2 separate regions of the Homo sapiens genome follow, and region 1 is linked to region 2. The links are chromatin loops, found by intact Hi-C in ENCODE. Cell type or tissue: lower leg skin. All regions are shown on one strand. Each heading gives the region's core, and the rest is flanking DNA. Links, peaks and the distances in the headings are about the cores only.

Evidence for each region. A loop is a pair of places that touch in the nucleus more often than their neighbours do. Peaks named below come from ENCODE experiments on the same cell type or tissue, not always from the same donor. Only the 100,000 strongest peaks of a DNase experiment are listed, where the experiment ranks them.
Region 1: a loop joins it to region 2, with 23 times the contacts of the local background. A loop is called at or near these places in 2 of 110 quality-filtered maps.

What each region holds. Positions count from the first base shown.
Region 1 is chr21:43,838,562-43,846,892 of GRCh38, forward strand. No RefSeq gene overlaps it. Among named protein-coding and RNA genes, the nearest start is that of AGPAT3, 22 kb to the right of the region's middle. In lower leg skin, for the core only: no CTCF peak of the experiment used is centred there; no DNase peak of the experiment used is centred there.
Region 2 is chr21:43,764,987-43,773,317 of GRCh38, forward strand. No RefSeq gene overlaps it. Among named protein-coding and RNA genes, the nearest start is that of CSTB, 7.2 kb to the right of the region's middle. RefSeq lists enhancers at 1-453, 1,766-2,379, 2,994-3,607, 3,057-3,629, 3,608-4,221 and 2 more and a cis regulatory region at 2,837-3,885. In lower leg skin, for the core only: no CTCF peak of the experiment used is centred there; a DNase peak (open chromatin) is centred at 3,336.

The DNA.
Region 1 (8,331 bases), core at 214-8,213, 74 kb after region 2:
CAAGAAGATGAAGACCCAAAGACATGGCCAGGCCTAAATGTCTGTAGATTAGGCTGAGCAAAGAGAGGAAATTGTGGAAAAGTCACTAAAATATGTGAGGCGACCAAAGGAAGACAAGAATTATTGTAACAAGATCTGTTTGTACAGATTTCTCTCTGCCTGGAATCCCCATCTCTGGTGATAAAAATGTTTCTTTCCTCCTGGTATAGGGAACTGGGCTCTCGTATGGGAATTTAATCTCCTACTTTCAGGAAGAAAAGCGGGGGGTCTAAGCGTACTTCTTGCAGCTACTTTTATTTTTAGTGCCTTTAGCTAAAATAATTCTTATGCCATAGTGGCAGGTTTTTGGCTGGTATATTCCCTTCAATTCTGACTATATGATGTCTGGAAAAGACAAAACTATGAAGACAGTAAAAAGATCAGTGTTTGCCGGGGTAGGGGGAAGGAGGGATGAGTAAGCAGAGCACAGGGGACTTTTAGGGCCATGAAACACTCTGCGTGACACTGTAATGATGGATCCACGCCAGGTGCATGTGTGAAAACCCACAGAATGTACACCACCAATAGGCTGGGCGCGGCGGCTCACGCCGGTAATCCCAGCTCTGTGGGAGGCTGGGCGGATCACCTGAGGTCAGGAGTTCGAGACCAGCCTGGCCAAGAGGGTGAAAACCCCATCTCTACTGAAAATACGAAAATTAATTAGGCATGGTTGTGGGCATCTGTAATCCCAGCCACTTGGAAGGCTGAGGCTGGAGAATCACTTGAACACGGGAGGTGGAGGTTGCAGTGAGCCGAGATCACACCACTGCACTCCAGCCTGGGTGACAGAGTGAGATTCCATCTCAAATAATAATAATAATAATAATAATAACAACAATGCTGCTAAGGACAGTAGTGTCGTGTATGAGTTTCTGTGGGAACACGTTTTCATTTCTTTTTTTTTGTTTTTTTTTGAGACGGAGTCTTGCTCTGTCGCCCAGGCTGGAGTGCAGTGGTGCAATCTCGGCTCACTGCAAGCTCTGCCTCCCGGGTTCATGCCATTCTCCTGCCTCAGCCTCCTGAGTAGCTGGGACTACAGGCGCCCGCCACCACGCCTGGCTAATTTTTTGTATTTTTAGTAGAGACGGGGTTTCACTGTGTTAGGATGGTCTCGATCTCCTGACCTCGTGATCCGCCCACCTCGGCCTTCCAAAGTGCTGGGATTACAGGCGTGAGCCACCGCGCCTGGCCCACACGTTTTCATTCTTTGGGGGCCTTACCGAGGAGTGGAACTGTTGGTCATACAGCACCTCTATGTTGAACTTTTGAAGAGGCTGCTGCCCTGCTTACGGACGTGGTTGTACCATGGTGCATTCCTATCAGCGTCCCCTTCAAGGCTCTCTGTTGCCTGCCTGTTTTACTATAACCGTCTGAGTGGGTGTGAAGTGATAATTCATGGTAGTTTTCATTTGCGTTTCCTTAAGGTTACTGGTGTTGAACGTTTTTTCATGTGCTAATCGGCCACTCGTAGATCTTCTTTGGAGAGATGTGTCTTCAACCTCTTTGCTCGTTTTTTATTCAGAATATTTGTCTTTTTATTTATTGTTAAGATAATATTCTGGATATCAGTCCCTTACTAGACGTATGATTTGCAAATATTTTCTTCATTACTATAGGTTGTCTTTTCAGATTTGTTTGTTTGTTTTTGTTTTTCCTTTTTAGAGACATGGTCTGTCTCTGTCACCCAGGCTGGAGTTCAGTGGCATGATCATAGCTCACTGCACCCTCAAACTCCTGGGCTCAACTGATCCTCCCACCTCAGCTTCCTGAGTAGCTGAGACTACAGGTGCATGCCACCATGCTGAGCTGATTTTAAATTTTTTTGTGTGGAGATGGGGTCTTGCTATGATGCCCAGGCTGGTCTTAAACTCTTGTCCTCAAGCCATCCTCCTGCCTCGGTCCCCCAAACTGCTGGAATTATAGGCATGAGCCAACATGCCCAGCTCTCTTCATTTTTTTTTTTTTTTTGAGACAGAGTTTTGCTTAAAGATCTTGGCTCACTGCACCCTCCACCTCCCAGGTTCAAGTGATTCTCCGGCCTCAGGCTCCCGAGTAGCTGGGATTATAGGTGCGTGCCACCATGCCCAACTAATTTTGTATTTTTAGTAGAGACGGGATTTCACCATGTTGGCCAGGCTGATCTCAAACTTCTGACCTCAGGTGATCCACCCACCTTGGCCTCCCAAACTGCTGGGATTACAGGCGTGAGCCACTGCGCCTGGCCTCTCTTCACTTTTTTGATGGTGTTCTTTGAAGCACAAAAGTTTAAACTTTTAAAAATTTACAAATCGGCCAGTCGCAGTGGCTCATGCCTGTAATCCCAGCACTTTAGGAGGCCGAGGTGGGAGAATCACTTTAGGCCATGAGTTCGAGACCAGTCTGGCCCACACAGCGAAAACCCATCTCTCCCAAAAATACAAAAATTAGCCAGGAGTGGTGGCGCGTGCCTGTAGTCCCAGCTATTCGGGAGGCTGAAGCAGGAGAATTGCTTGAACCCGGAAAGTGGAGGTTGCAGTGAGTCGAGGTCACGCCATTGCACTCCAGCCTGGGTCACAGAGTGAAAGTTTTAACTTTGATGGAGTCCAATCTGTCTATTTTTTTTCTTTGGTTGCGTGTGCTTTTGGTGTCATATCTAAGAAGCCATTGCCTAATCCAGCGTCACCGAGATTTATGCCTGTGTTTTCTTCTAAAAGTCTCATAGTTTTAGTCTTATACTTAGGTCTTTGATTTAAGCTAAATATTGTACATGGTGTGAGATAAGGGTCTAACTTTATTATTTTGGATGTGGCTATTAAGCTGTCCCAGCACCATCTGTTGAAAAGACTATTCTTTCCTGATTGAGTGTATTTATTTATTTATTTATTTATTTATATATTTTTGAGGCAGAGTCTTGTTCTGTTGCCCAGGCTGGAGTGCAGTGGCACGATCTTGGCTCACTGCAAGCTCCGCCTCCCTGGTTCACGCCATTCTCCTGCCTCAGCCTCCCGAGTAGCTGGGACTACACGTGCCCGCCACCATGCCTGGCTAATTTTTTGTATTTTCAGTAGAGACGGGGTTTCCCCTTGTTAGCCAGGATGGTCTCGATATCCTGACCTCGTGATCCACCCACCTCGGCCTCCCAAAGTGCTGGGATTACACGTGTGAGCCACCGCGCCCGCCCCAATTGAGTGTTTTTGGAATGCTGTTTTGAAAATCGATTGACCATGTATGTAAGGGTTTATTCTTGAACTCTTCATTCTACCTCATTGATCTCTATGTCCATCCTTATGCCCAGTCCCCCAACTTTCTTCTTTTTCAAGACTGGTTATTCTGGATCTTTTGTATTTTCATATAAAATTTAAGGCAAGCTTTTCAATTTTTTTTTTTTTTTTTTTTAAAAGCAGCTGGGATTTTGATAGGAATTGAGTTGAATCTGCAGATCAACCTGGAAAGTATTGCCATCTTAGTAAGTATTCCCATCAATACTTAGGAAAGTATTGCCATCAATAGTAAGTCTTCTGATCTATAAACATGGGATATGTTTCCATTGACTTAGGTCTTTAAAAATGTTCTTTCAGGCCGGGCATGTTGGCTCATGCCTGTAATCCCAGCACTTTAGGAGGCCGAGGTGAGCAGATCACTTGAGGTCAGGAGTTTGAGACCAGCCTGGCTAACATGGTGAAACCCCATCTCTACTAAAAATACAAAAAATAGCCAGGTGTGGTGGCAAATGCCTGTAATCCCAGCTACATGGAAGGCTGAGGCAGGAGAATTGCTTGAACCCGGGAGGTGGAATCTGCAGTGAGCCGAGATTGCGCCACTGCACTTCAGCCTGGGTGACAGAGCGAGACTTTGTCTCAGGAAAAAAAAAAAAAGTTCTTTCAGTTATATTTTGTAGTTTTCAGTGTGCAGATCTTGCACATCTTTTGTTAAATTTATTCCTAAGTATTTTAATCTTTGTGATGCTATTGTGAACGGTTTCCTTAATTTGACTTTCTGATTGTTCATTACTATTTGTAGAAATGCAACATATTTTTGTATATTGATTGTGTTTCCTGCAGCCTTGCTAAATTCATTTATTCATCCTAATATTTGTTGATTTTTTTTTGTGTGTGTGTGTGTGTGTGTGTGTGTGTGTGTGATCCTTATGATTTTCCATATATAAGACCATGTCATCTGTGAATAAAGATAGTGTTACTTCCTTTTTAATCCAGATGCCTTTTATTTCTTTTCCTTGCTTGGTTGTTCTGGTTTGTCTCTAGTAGAATGTTGAACAGAAGTGGTAACAACAGAGATCCTTGTCTTATTCCTAATCTTGAGGGGAAAGCATTTAGTCTTTCATTATTAAGTATGATGTTAGCTGGATTTCATAAGTACCCGTTTTCACTTCAGGTTCACTTTCAGTTTCAGGTTGAAGAAGCTTCCTTCTATTTCTAGTTTTTTTTTGTTTTACCATGAAAGGATGTTAAATTTTGTCAAATGCTTATTTATTTATTTATTTATTTATTTTTTAAGATGGAGTTTTGCTCTTGTTGCCCAGGCTGGAGTGCAATGGCGTGATCTCAGCTCACCGCAACCTCCACCTCCTGGGTTCAAATGATTCTCCTGCCTCAGCCTCTTGAGTAGCTGGGATTACAGGCATGCGCCACCATGCCCAGCTAATTTTTTGTATTTTTAATAGAGATGGGGTTTCTCCATGTTGATCAGGCTGGTCTCGAACTCCCAACCTCAGGCGATACGCCCACCTCGGCCTCCCAAAGTGCTGGGATTACAGGCGTGAGCCACCGTGCCCGGAATTTTTTTTTTTTTTTTGAGTCGGAGCCTCACTTTGTCGCCTCCTTCTGATGCCTGTAATCTCAGGCCCTGGAGTGCAGTGGTGCGATCTCGGCTCACTGTAGCCTCCACCTCCCGGGTTCAAGTGATTCTCGTGCATCAACCTCCCAAGTAGCTGGGATTACAGGCACGCACACCACCACGCCCAACTAATTTTTGTATTTTTAGTAGAGACAGGGTTTTGCCATGTTGGCCAGGCTGGTCTCCAACTTCTGGCCTCAAGCAATTCACCCACTTTGGCCTCCTAAAGTGGAGGGATTACAGGGGTAAGCCATCGCGCCTGGCCAATTTTTAAATTTTTGGGTAGAGACAGGGTCTCACTATGTTGCCAGGCTGTTCTTGAACTCCTGGGCTCAAGCGATCCTCCAGCATCAGCCTCCCAAAGCACCGGGATTACGCTGTGAACTGCCATGCCCAGCCCTGGATTTTCATATCTTGAGTCAACTTGGCATTCTTGGAATAAATCCCACTTAGTTGTGGTGTATAATTCTTTCTGTACTTTACTGGATCTGATTTGCTAGTGTTTTGTGGAGAATTTTTGTATCTATATTCATGACAGATGCTGGTTTGTATGTTTTTTTTTTTTTTTCTTTTTTCTTGTGATGTCTTTGCTTGGATTTAGCTTCGGGATAGAACTAGCCTCCTATAATGAGTTGGGAGTGTTCTCTAATTTTCTATTTTTTGGAAAAATTTGTGGAGGATTGGTATTAATTCTTTCTTAAGTGTTTGGTAGAAATTACCAATATAGTTATCTTGGCCTTGGTTTTTTTTTTTTTTGTATGTAGTTTTTAAAAAATATTACTAATTCAATTCCTTTACTTGTTACAAATCGATTAAGATTTTCTATTATTTCTTGAGTCAATGTGGTAGTTTGTATCTTTTTAGGAATTTGTCTATTTCATCTAAGTTATATAATTTGTTGGCATACAATTATTTATCTTATTTTCTTATAATACTTTTACTTCTGTAATGTCAGTAGTAGGCCGGGTATGGTGGCTCATGCCTGTAATCTCAGCACTTTGGGAGGCCAAGGAGGGCAGATCACCTGAGGTCAGGAGTTCGAGACCAGCCTGGCCAACATAGCAAAACCCCGTCTCCACTAAAAATACAAAAATTAGCTGGGTGTGGTGGCGCACACCTGTAATCCCAGCTACTTGGGAGGCCGAGGCAGGAGAATTACTTGAACCTGGGAGGCAGAGGTTGCAGTGAGCCAAGATGGCGCCATTGCACTCCAGCCTGGGCAACAGAGCGAGACTCCGTCTCAAAAAAAAAAAAGTCATTATCAATGTCCCCCCTTTGATTCCTTATTTTAGTAACATGAATCTTCTTTCTTTTATTCTTGGTTAGTCTTACTAAAGGTTTATCAATTTTGTTGATCTTTTCAAAGGACCAACTTTCAGTTTTGTTGATTTTCTCTTGTTTTTCTATTCTTTATTTCATTCATTTCCACACTAAATTTTAATATTTCCTTCCTTCCACTTTGGGTCTAGTTCGCTCTTTTATTCCCTTGTTTCTTAAGATGAAAGTTTATGGTTTTGCTTTGAGATCTTTCTTCTTTCACAAAAATACACTTTATTTTTTGGAGCAGTTTTAGGTTCACAGCAAAATTAAGTGAAAAGCACAGAGTTCTCATATGTCCCCTCCCTCCACACTGAGCCTTCCCCACCACCAACATCCCGACCCCCAACATTTCCACCAGAGGGCTTCCTTTGCCGTAGTGGTGAACCTGCACTGGCCCAGCACCATCGTTTTTTGTTGTTGTTGTTTGGAGATGGAGTCTCGCTCTGTCTCCCAGGCTGGAGTGCAATGGCACGATCTCAGCTCACTGCAACCTCTGCCTTCCAGGTTCAAGTGATTCTCCTGCCTCAGCCTCCTGAGTAGCTGGGATTACAGGCACAAGCCACCACACCCGGCTAATTTTTGTATTTTTAGTAGAGGCCGGGTTTCCTTCCCGAAGGATGCTAAAGAAAGACCCATCCTGCAGCTCTGTCCTTACAGAAGGACATCGAGGAATTACCCACTGGGGAGCTCTGTCCTTCCCGAAGGACGCTGAAGAATTAACCTCAGGTCTTCAAGAGGGAACCCGTCTAACAACCATCGAGGAACCAAGGCCTCCCAGCAACCACGTGCGTGAGCTTGGCATGCGTCCTCCCTGTTGGGGCCTTCAGGGGACAGCAGCCCTAGCCCAGCCAACAGCCTGATGCAGCCTCACAAGAGACCCTGAGCCAGGATCTCCCACCACGCAGCTCCCCCGCTCTTGACTCACAGAGACTGCGCTGACGACGTTTGCTGGTTTCAGCTTCTCAGTTTTGGAGTAATTTGTAACACAGCAATGGGTAATAAATACAGAGGGAGGAGAGAACACAGACCTGTGGAATTACCGTACACACTTTCTGAGGGTCCCTAAGCATCAGAGATATAAATCAAAGGCCTACCGTCCACTTTCACCCAATATGAAATTGCAGTAAAAAGTGGTATAAAGAGATAAAATGCACACATCTGCCACAGGGGTTCCGAGGACAAGCTGGTGGCCAGGGGAACCGGGGAGGGAGCCTGTGTTCCTAGCTCAGGAGTGTTTTTCGAGCACACATCTCTGAACTGGATTCTGAAACATGGTGGGATGTTGAGATGCAGATGGAAAGTCTTTCCAAATGCCAAGGTCACCACAAGCCAAGGCCAACCAAGGATCAGATTGGGTATATTCTTAAGAATGGGCTGGGCGCAGTGGCTCACGCCTGTAATCCCAATGCTTTGGGGGGCCAAGGCGGGTGGATCACTTGAGTCCAGGAGTTTGAGACCAGCCTGGACAATATGGTGAAATCCCATCTCCACTAAAAATACAAAAAAATTAGTTGGATGTGGTGGCATGGCTGTAATCCCAGCTACCCAAGAGGCTGAGGTGGGAGGATCACCTAAGCTAGGGAAATAGAGGCTATAGTGAGCCGTGATTGTGCCACCGTACTCCAACCTGGGCGACAGGAGTAAAACCCTGTCTCAAAAAAAAAAAAAAAATGGCTGGTAATTTAACAAAGACATGTGCCCACTCTCTTTAAGCATTGTTTCAGCAGCCTCAACCTCCCTCGCTTAAGAGATCTTCCCAGCTCAGCCTCCTGAGAGTAGTTGGAACTATAGGCCCGGACCACCATGTCCAGCTAATTTTTTAAGTTTTTTATAGAGATGGGGTCTCGCTATGTTGCCCAGGCTGATCTTGAACTCCTGGCCTCACGTGATTCTCCTGTCTTGGCCACATCGTCGGGATTACAGGTGTGAGTCACTGCATATGGTTGGGCTAAGCCATGTTTCTTAAACTTAATTGTTTCTTTGCCACCTTTATTAATATTTTTTCTTTTGCTAGGCCCATTTTAAAGTTAAGGAATGCTTTTTAATACAAGTATCCTATATATCTTAATTTGTTTAATTTTTAAGTTGATGGGCTAGCTTTTTAAAATGTTAGTTTTGCCCTAAAGAATAATATCCATC
Region 2 (8,331 bases), core at 164-8,163:
GGATGGGAGACAGACTTCTCTTTCCTTATTTCTATTTTTTTTTTTTTTTCCAGACAGGTTCTCACTCTGTCACCCAGGCTGGAGTGCAGTGGTGTGATCTCAACTCACAGCAACTTCTGTCCAAGCAATTGGCCTCAAGCCATCCTCCCGCCTCAGGCTCCCGAGTAGCTGGACCACAGGCACACCACCACGTCCAGCTCATTAAACAATTTTTTTGTAGAGATGAGGTCTTGCCATGTTGCCCAGGCTGGTCTCGAACTCCTGGGCTCAAGTGATCCTTCCTCCTCGGCCTCACAAAGTGCCGGAATTACAGGCGTGAGCCACCACTCCTGGCTCTTATTTCTGTTTTTTCTGGTAACAGCTTTATTGAGTTACAATTCATTCCATATGACTCAGCCATTTGAAGGGTACAGTTCAGGCTGTGATTATAAAGGCAGCACTGTTGAGGACACTGAGCCTGGACAGGTGTCCCCCCCAAATTCAATGATGTCCTGCAAAAAGGTCCACCCTAAGCCTGGACAGGTGTCCCCCCAAATTCATTGATGTCCTGCAAAAACTCACGTCCACCCTGCACTTCAGAATGTGACTTTATTAGGCCAGGTGCAGTGGCTCATGCCTGTAATCCCAGGACTTTGGGAAGCCGAGGTGGGTGGATTGCTTGAGCTCAGGAGTTCAAGACCAGCCTGGGCAACATGGTGAAACCCCGTCTACACTGAAAATGGAAAAAAGTAGCCAGGCATGATGCCGGGCGTGGTGGCTTACCCCTGTAACCCCAGCACTTTGGGAGGCCGAGGCGGGCGGATCACCTGAGGTCGGGAGTTCAAGACCAGCCTGACCAACATGGAGAAACCCCGTCTCTACTAAAAATACAAAAAATTAGCCTGGCGTGGTGGCACATGCTTGTAATCCCAGCTACTAGGGAGGCTGAGGCAGGAGAATCACTTGAACCTGGGAGGCAGAGGTTGCAGTGAGCCAAGATCGTGCCATTGCACTCCAGCCTGGGCAACAAGAGCGAAAATTCCATTTCAAATAAAAAAAAAAAGTAGCCAGGCATGGTAGCATGTGCCTGTAGTCCTAGCTGCTCAGGAGGCTGAGGTAGGAGGCTCATTTGAGCCTGGGCGGGGGCCGGGGGGGAGAGGCAGGGGATGGGCGGAGGCTGCAGTGAGCCGAGATTGCACCACTGGACTCCAGCCTGGGTGACAGAGTGAGACCCCATCTCAATTGGAAAAAAAAAAAAAAAAAAAGAATGTGACTTTGTTTGGAAATGAGGTCTTTGTGGATGTAATTAGTTACATAAAATGCAGTCGCCCCAGGTGAGGACCCTAAATCCAGGGCCTGGTGTACTCGTAAGAAGAAGGCCTTGTGAGGCCGTGTGACCACGAGATCGATCGATCGCAGTGAAGCTGCTCCAGGCAGAGGACCGCTGACACCCTGGAGACCAAGACAACAGCTGCTTCAAAGCGAGGGTCTGAGGACCAGGCATAGTGGCTCACGCCTGTAATCCCAGCACTTTGGGAGGCCAACACAGGCGGATCACTTGAGGCCAGGAGTTCAAAACCAGCCTGGCCAACATGGCGAAAACCTGTCTCTACTAAACATACAAAAATTAGCTGGGTGTGTTGGTGCACGCCTATAATCCCAGCTACTCGGGATGCTGAGGCAGGAGAATAGCTTGAACCCCGGAGGCAGAGGTTATAGTGAGCTGATATCGTGCCGCTGCACTCCAGCCTGGGCGACAGAGTGAGACTACATCTCAAAAAAAAATGTTTTGGGTTCAATAACGTGAAAATTGTGCCTTATCCAGCAAGTGGTGAATTTCCTGAGCTCCTGTGACCCCCACCAAGGAAGAGCAGACTGAACAGGCTTGGGAAATTTTTCTGTGAAAGGGGAGGGCCTGGGGGTGCGAGCAGGCTCACGCCCAGTGTGCACTGGGCATGCTCAGGTGTCAGCAGCCGAGCCAGCAACACTGGGATGACGCCCCCTTTTTACAGGCTCTCGGAGGTCGGGTGGGATTCCCAAGACCTCACAGGTCACGATGAATGGCCTGGCTGGAACTGGCTTCCACGGACCCAGCATCATAGGCCTCCCTCAGAGCCGGGCCGGGTCCCTGAGCTCACTGGAAGGACGCGTCCGCCTGGCTGTGCTGATTGTTTACACAGACACCACCTGGCTGATTTTCTCTGAACAGTGTGAAAGTGACGCAGAAGGCTAGTGGCCCCAAGTTCACACCCATGGCCCTGAGAAAGCAGTTGTGTGTGTAGCCTCCTCACCACCCTCTCTGCGTCTGGACATGGGAACCTTGCGGGCACACACATGCAAACACATGCGTACATGCGGGCGCACACACACGCACACAGGGATGCACACACACGCGGATGCACACACAGACGCACACATACACACGCAGATGCACGCACACGCAAACGCACCCACATATACATGCGGACGCACACGCGGAAGCACAGGCACACATGCACGAACACACACACTACACGGATGCACAGGCACACACACTCGTGGACACACAGCATACACACACACAGATGTGTCCAGACATCTAGTTATTCACGCCCTTGTTACTCTCAGGAGCAGCACAGCGACCCCGAGGCTGGCCTGACTGTGTGGCCTCTGAGGGTCCAGTCTTCACTTTCCCTTGTTGGGGGGATGGGGCCCCCATGCACAGTCTGTGCCTCAGTGTTCTGAGTGAGGGCACCCTGTGCTCTGCCCCATGACCCTCCCTGCCTCGGTGCTACCCTTCCTGGAGGCGGGACACGGCGGCTGATCCCTCCCTGAGTGGGAGTTGCGAGTCCTTTGCCTTCTTCCCCCGTCTCCGGCTTGTAGCCACAAAATGTGCTGCCCTGGGCCCTGCCTCAGGTTTCCCTACGGAAACGGCACAGGCCACGCTGCCTCCCCTGCTGGCACCCTAGTCTCTGATGGAGACCGTGGCCTCTCCACCCAGAAAGTGGGCCAGGCCTCACCATCCCTGAGCTCTGTCTGCCTACGTCTCTGGCTGCCACTGACCCCACCAGCATCTTGGCCTCTCGACACACCCCCTCCGCCCTGACTCTGTGTCATACCCAGGCCTCACGACACACTCCTGGGCAAGGCTGCGTCGGCAGCGCCCTGGCCAGGGCTGTGGTCGGGCCATGGAGGGGGCCCCCTGGCTGAGACCACACCCTGTACCCCCAAAAGAGGTCATCCTGCCCGTGCCAGAAACCCCGTCAGGGACATGTGCACCCCTGGAGTGTGGGCGCAGAGGCCGGCCACATTTAGCCAGTTGTACATTCATTCAGGCTGCAATTCTTTCTTATCCCTGGGCTCAGGGCCGCACCCAGACACACGAGGCCGGGCAGGCATGACTCAGCAGCCCTTAGGATCTGCGTCCTGTGATTTTCTCAAGGAGCACAAAGGTGAGCGTAGCCATGGGGGAGAATAGGGAAGGAAGAAGGGCCAACAGTGGCCGAGTCAGCTCTGCTTAGTCTGAACTGCCCCTCCCATTGCTCCCAGGCCGGGCAGCAGCCTCTTGAGCAGCCCCGAGCCCCGCTCTTGTCCTTCCAGCCGGCTCTCAGGGGCTCACCCCCTCCCCACCCCCACAGTCAGCCTTGCGGTCAGCTTTCTCTAAAGGCAGCTCCGCACACGTAGCTCTCCCTGCCCCACGTTGTCCACAGCGCTCCCTGCCCCCAGATCCCAGTGTCCCCACCACAGCTCCGCACCGCTCCTTGATCTGGGCCTGCATTAGCATCCCCGGGTTATGTGGCTACCCGTGCTGCAAAGGAGCCTGGGAAGTGTGTCTTTTCCATCTGTGCGAAATTCTATAGTTTTTCTCGCCCTTAAGGGAGGTGGGGAGAAGGATCTGGGCAGGGAAGGCCCGGCCCATCCCTGGCCACCTATGACACTGTAAGCCTCTTAGAGAGCGGCCATGCCTGCCTCGCTCTGCAAGCAGACCTGCAGGGTGCCTGGCACGAGGACATTCAGATGTGGGAAGGAGGGAGGAGGGAGAGACGACCTGGAAAGGAATGAGTGTGAGCTCAGTCGATGGTCAGGGACTGTGCCCAACCAGGGCCTGGCTGTGCCGTGGGGAGCTCTCCGAGCTCTGAGCATCCAAATGTTGGAGTCCTGACCCTGCCTTTTGTGGGATAGAAAATGGGAATTAACACCGCTTCTGGGCAGCTCAATTAGGAAATCTTAGACGCTCTACCTGGTAGTGGAATGATTAGATTACTCAAGCCTACAATTTTATCTTTTGCACAATTTGCATCCAATTATGTTATTCTGTCTCTAATCTAGTGGGAATCTATTCTCATCTCCATCAGTTGGCCCTGCTTCATAACGCACGTTTCCTGACAGCAGTTAGAGGAGAGACTGAGTAAGGCTGTGGTGGCATCTCCCAGCTCCTTTGGGCTGGTAAGGATACTGTTGGCTTTGCCTGGCTCCCCCCACCCAGACCCTGTCTACACAGACAGAACCTCAGCTAACACAGAGCCTGGCTGCTCTGTTCTGCCAGATCGGGAACACATGGCCAGCAAAACCTGCAGGCACAGGGCGCGGCGGCTCACGTCTGTAAGCCTACCACATTTTGGGGCTGAGGTGGGTGGATCACTTGAGCTCAGGAGTTCAAGACCAGCCTAGGAAACATGGCGAAACCCCGTTGCTACAAAAAACACAAATAATTAGCAGAACAAGGTGGCATGCATCTGTAGTTCCAGCTGCTCAGGAGGCTGAGGCAGGAGGATCACCTGAGCTAGGGGAGGTCGAGACTGCAGTGAGCTATGGTGGCCCCACTGCACTCCAGCCTGGGCAACAGAGTGAGACCCTTGTCTCAAAAAAACAAAACCCAGGCCTGGAGTGGGGGCTCACGCCTATAGTCCCAGCACTTTGAGAGGCTGAAGGGGGTGGATCACCTGAGGTCAGGAGTTCGAGACTGGCCTGGCCAACATGGTGAAACCCGGTCTCTACTAAAAATACAAAAATTAGCCAGGCATGGTGGCAGGCACCTGTAATCCCAGCTACTCAGGAGGCTGAGGCAGGAGAATCACTTCAACCCGGGAGGTGGAGGTTGCAGTGAGCCAAGATAGCACCATTGCACTCCAGCCCAGGTGACAAGAGTGAAATTCCATCTCAAAAACAAACAAACAAAAAAACAAAAAAAAACCCTACCAGCTTTGGGAAAAGTGATGCTCGCTGAGAATTCGGGGTGGAGGGTAGGAGACCCAACCAAGATGACACTGTCACTCGAGAGTGAGTGACAGCTGGCTGGGGACCCGCAGCTGCCTGCTCAGCCCAGGGAGCATGCCTGCCTCAGGAGCTTCAGAGTGAGGGTCTGCGCTCTCAGCGTGGGGCGGTTCCTTGCCTAGCATCTGTTGAGTGCATTTCCATCAGCCAGGGCCCCAGTGGAAACAGGCAGCACTCACAGGAGCAACTCAAGCAGCGTTTGGTGTCCAGCGTGTGGAAGCGGTGTTCCCTTTCAGGACGGGGCCCGCGTTACAAACGGGGAGCTCAGGCCAGGCCGTCCTGGGCTCCTGCACGTTCTGGACTTTGCGCACCCACCCCTCCACCTTCCCGTCCTACCTGTGACTTGAGCAGGCGCCCAGGCTGTAGGGCGGACTGCAGGAGAGGGGCTGCCCCTGGAGGGGGTTGTAGGCCTCTGCTGCCCTGGCTCCCCTTGCCGTTTTCATTTATTTATTTATTATTATTATTATCTTCAAGACAGGATCTCTCTCTGTCACCCAGGCCAGAGTTCAGTGGTGTGATGATGGCTCACTGCAGCCTCGACCTCCCGGCTCAAATGATATGATCCTCCCACCTCAGCCTACCAAGTAGCTGGGACTACAAGTGTGTGTCGCCAAACCTGGCTAATTTTTTATTTTTTGTAGAGATAGGGGTCTCACTCTGTTGCCTAGGCTGGTCTCAAACTCCTGAGCTCAAGTGATCCTCCCACCTCGGCCTCCCAAAGCTCAAGCCATTTTTAACATTGCCGAGGCAGTTTTGGGGAAACATGCCTGAACGAACCATGAGTAAGACCTCCACGTTTTCTTTCTGGCTCTCAGGGGTCTGGAGGGGAAGTGGCTCATGGCAGGTCCCAGCACGTAGGCCTCTGTTTTCTGGTTCATGTTCCAGGATGGGGAAGGACCTAAGCCATCAGTGTCCTGGAGATCCAGCGTCTTAATTCATTCAGGGTAGCCCGTCCCGCCCTCCAGACTGCTGGGCACACCAGGGGCTCTGCTCCTGCTCTGTCCCAGGACTCAGGGCCCCTCCAGGGCAGCTGCCGTGACGTCGTGGCTATGAGGCATTCAGCCGCCTCCCAGAATGCGCCATGCTCTTGCCCAACCTGGACTCCCCACTCTCTGCTGCTGGCGCCAGGACGGTCTCACCCACCTCAGCCTCTAGCTCCTCCTCCTCAAGCCTCAGGTCTGAACTTGGCCATGGCCTCTGCCCAGAAGCCTTCTGCACCTCTGTCAGATCCCCGTTTACCCCCAGCAGGACCCTCCCTTAGGGCACTTGGTACAATTTCACATCCGTGACAGTGACAGTCACCGCCCCCATGCTGTGAGCCCCACGGGAGTCCGAGCTGACTTCATTCTTCCCCTACTACGTGCCTCATCCACTTTGAGCTCCTGTATTAGTCCATTCTCATGCTGCTAATAAAGACATATCCATGACTGGATAATTTATAAAGGAAAGAGGTTTAATTGACTCACAGTTCAGCATGGCTAGGGAGGCCTCAGGAAACACAATCATGGCAGAAGGGGAAGGAAACACATCCTTCTTCACATGGTGGCAGGAAGGAGACGTGCCAGCAAAAGCGGGGAAAGCCCCTTATGAAACCATCAGATCTCATGAGGATTCACTCACTATCACGAGAACAGCATGAGGGTAACCACCTCCATGATTCAATGACCTCCCACCAGGTCCCTCCCATGACACGGGATTATGGGAGCTATAATTCAAGATGAAATTTGGGTGGAGACACAGCCACACCATATCAGAGCTCCTAATGCACTCTCAGAGGGCAGGGTTAAACCAGCGGGGGGTTCGGTTAAACCAGCGGGGGGTTCGGTAACAAGGGACTTTTGTCAGCGGGTAGTGAAATTCATCAGATTTCCAAGCTGCTGCTGTTGATGCTCCTAAGGAAGCAGACAGCGTGTGGATGAAATTGACAACTTCATATAAATTATATATATATATAGAGAGAGAGAGAGAAACGGAGTCTTACTCTGTTGCCCAGGCTGGAGTGTAGTGGTGCAATCTCGGCTCACTGCAACCTCCTCTGCCTCCTGGGTTCAAGCTATTCTCTTGCCTCAGCCTCCTGAGTAGCTGGGATTACAGGCACCTGCCTGGCTAGTTTTTTGTATTTTATTTTATTTTTTTCAGTAGGGATGGGGTTTCACCATGTTGGTCAGGCTGGTCCCGGAACTCCTGACCTCAAGTGATCCACCCACCTCAGCCTCCCAAAGTGTTGGGATTACAGGCGTGAGCCTGTAATTTTGATCCCTTTGTCAACTTGTATTTAAACCAGACCACAGCATTAATTACATATTTTATTTTCTGTTTTACACTGATATTTCCTGTTTACACACAAGCTTCTAACCCTAAATCCAGCTTCCCCCAACCCAGGTGCCCCATAGGAGTTCCTGGTCACTGCTCCTGCAGACAACCGCTCCCTTCCTGTTGGGGATGGCTCTCCCGCTGCGTGGTCCCCTAAACAGCCCCTCCCCCACCTGCCTTCCGCTGGAAATTCTCAAGTGGGAAATACAACGGGTTTTCCTTTCAATGCAAAACTGCTTGATTCTGTTTTGCATGTTATAAAAGCTTAGTCTCAGAGTTCATGTTAAGAGTGTAGAATACACACAGTCCATGATTCAGTTTTCTTTTTGGTTTTTTTTTGAGATAGGATCTCACTCTGTCACCCACCCAGGCTGGAGTGCAGAGGTACGATCTCGGCTCACTGCACCCACCACCTCCCGAGTCCAAGTGATCCTCCCGTCTCAGCCTCCCAAGTAGCTGGGATTACAGGCGCCTGCCACAACGCCCAGCTAATTTTTTTATTATTAGTAGAGACAGGGTTTCACCATGTGGGTCAGGCTGGCCTAGAACTCCTGACCTCAGAGTGATCCACCCACCTTGGCCTCCCAAAGTGTTGGGATTCTAGGTGTGAGCCACCGCGCCCGGCCTGATTCAGAATTTCCTAACATCACTTTCAAAGCTCTGTGGACTCACTGGTAGATCCCTCCTTAGTCTTCACAGATCCCCCACGATCTGGACAGCCTGAACCCTGCAGCTGCAGTTCTGGCATACGCTGCCGGACGCCTCGGAGGCAAAGCGCAGCTCAGG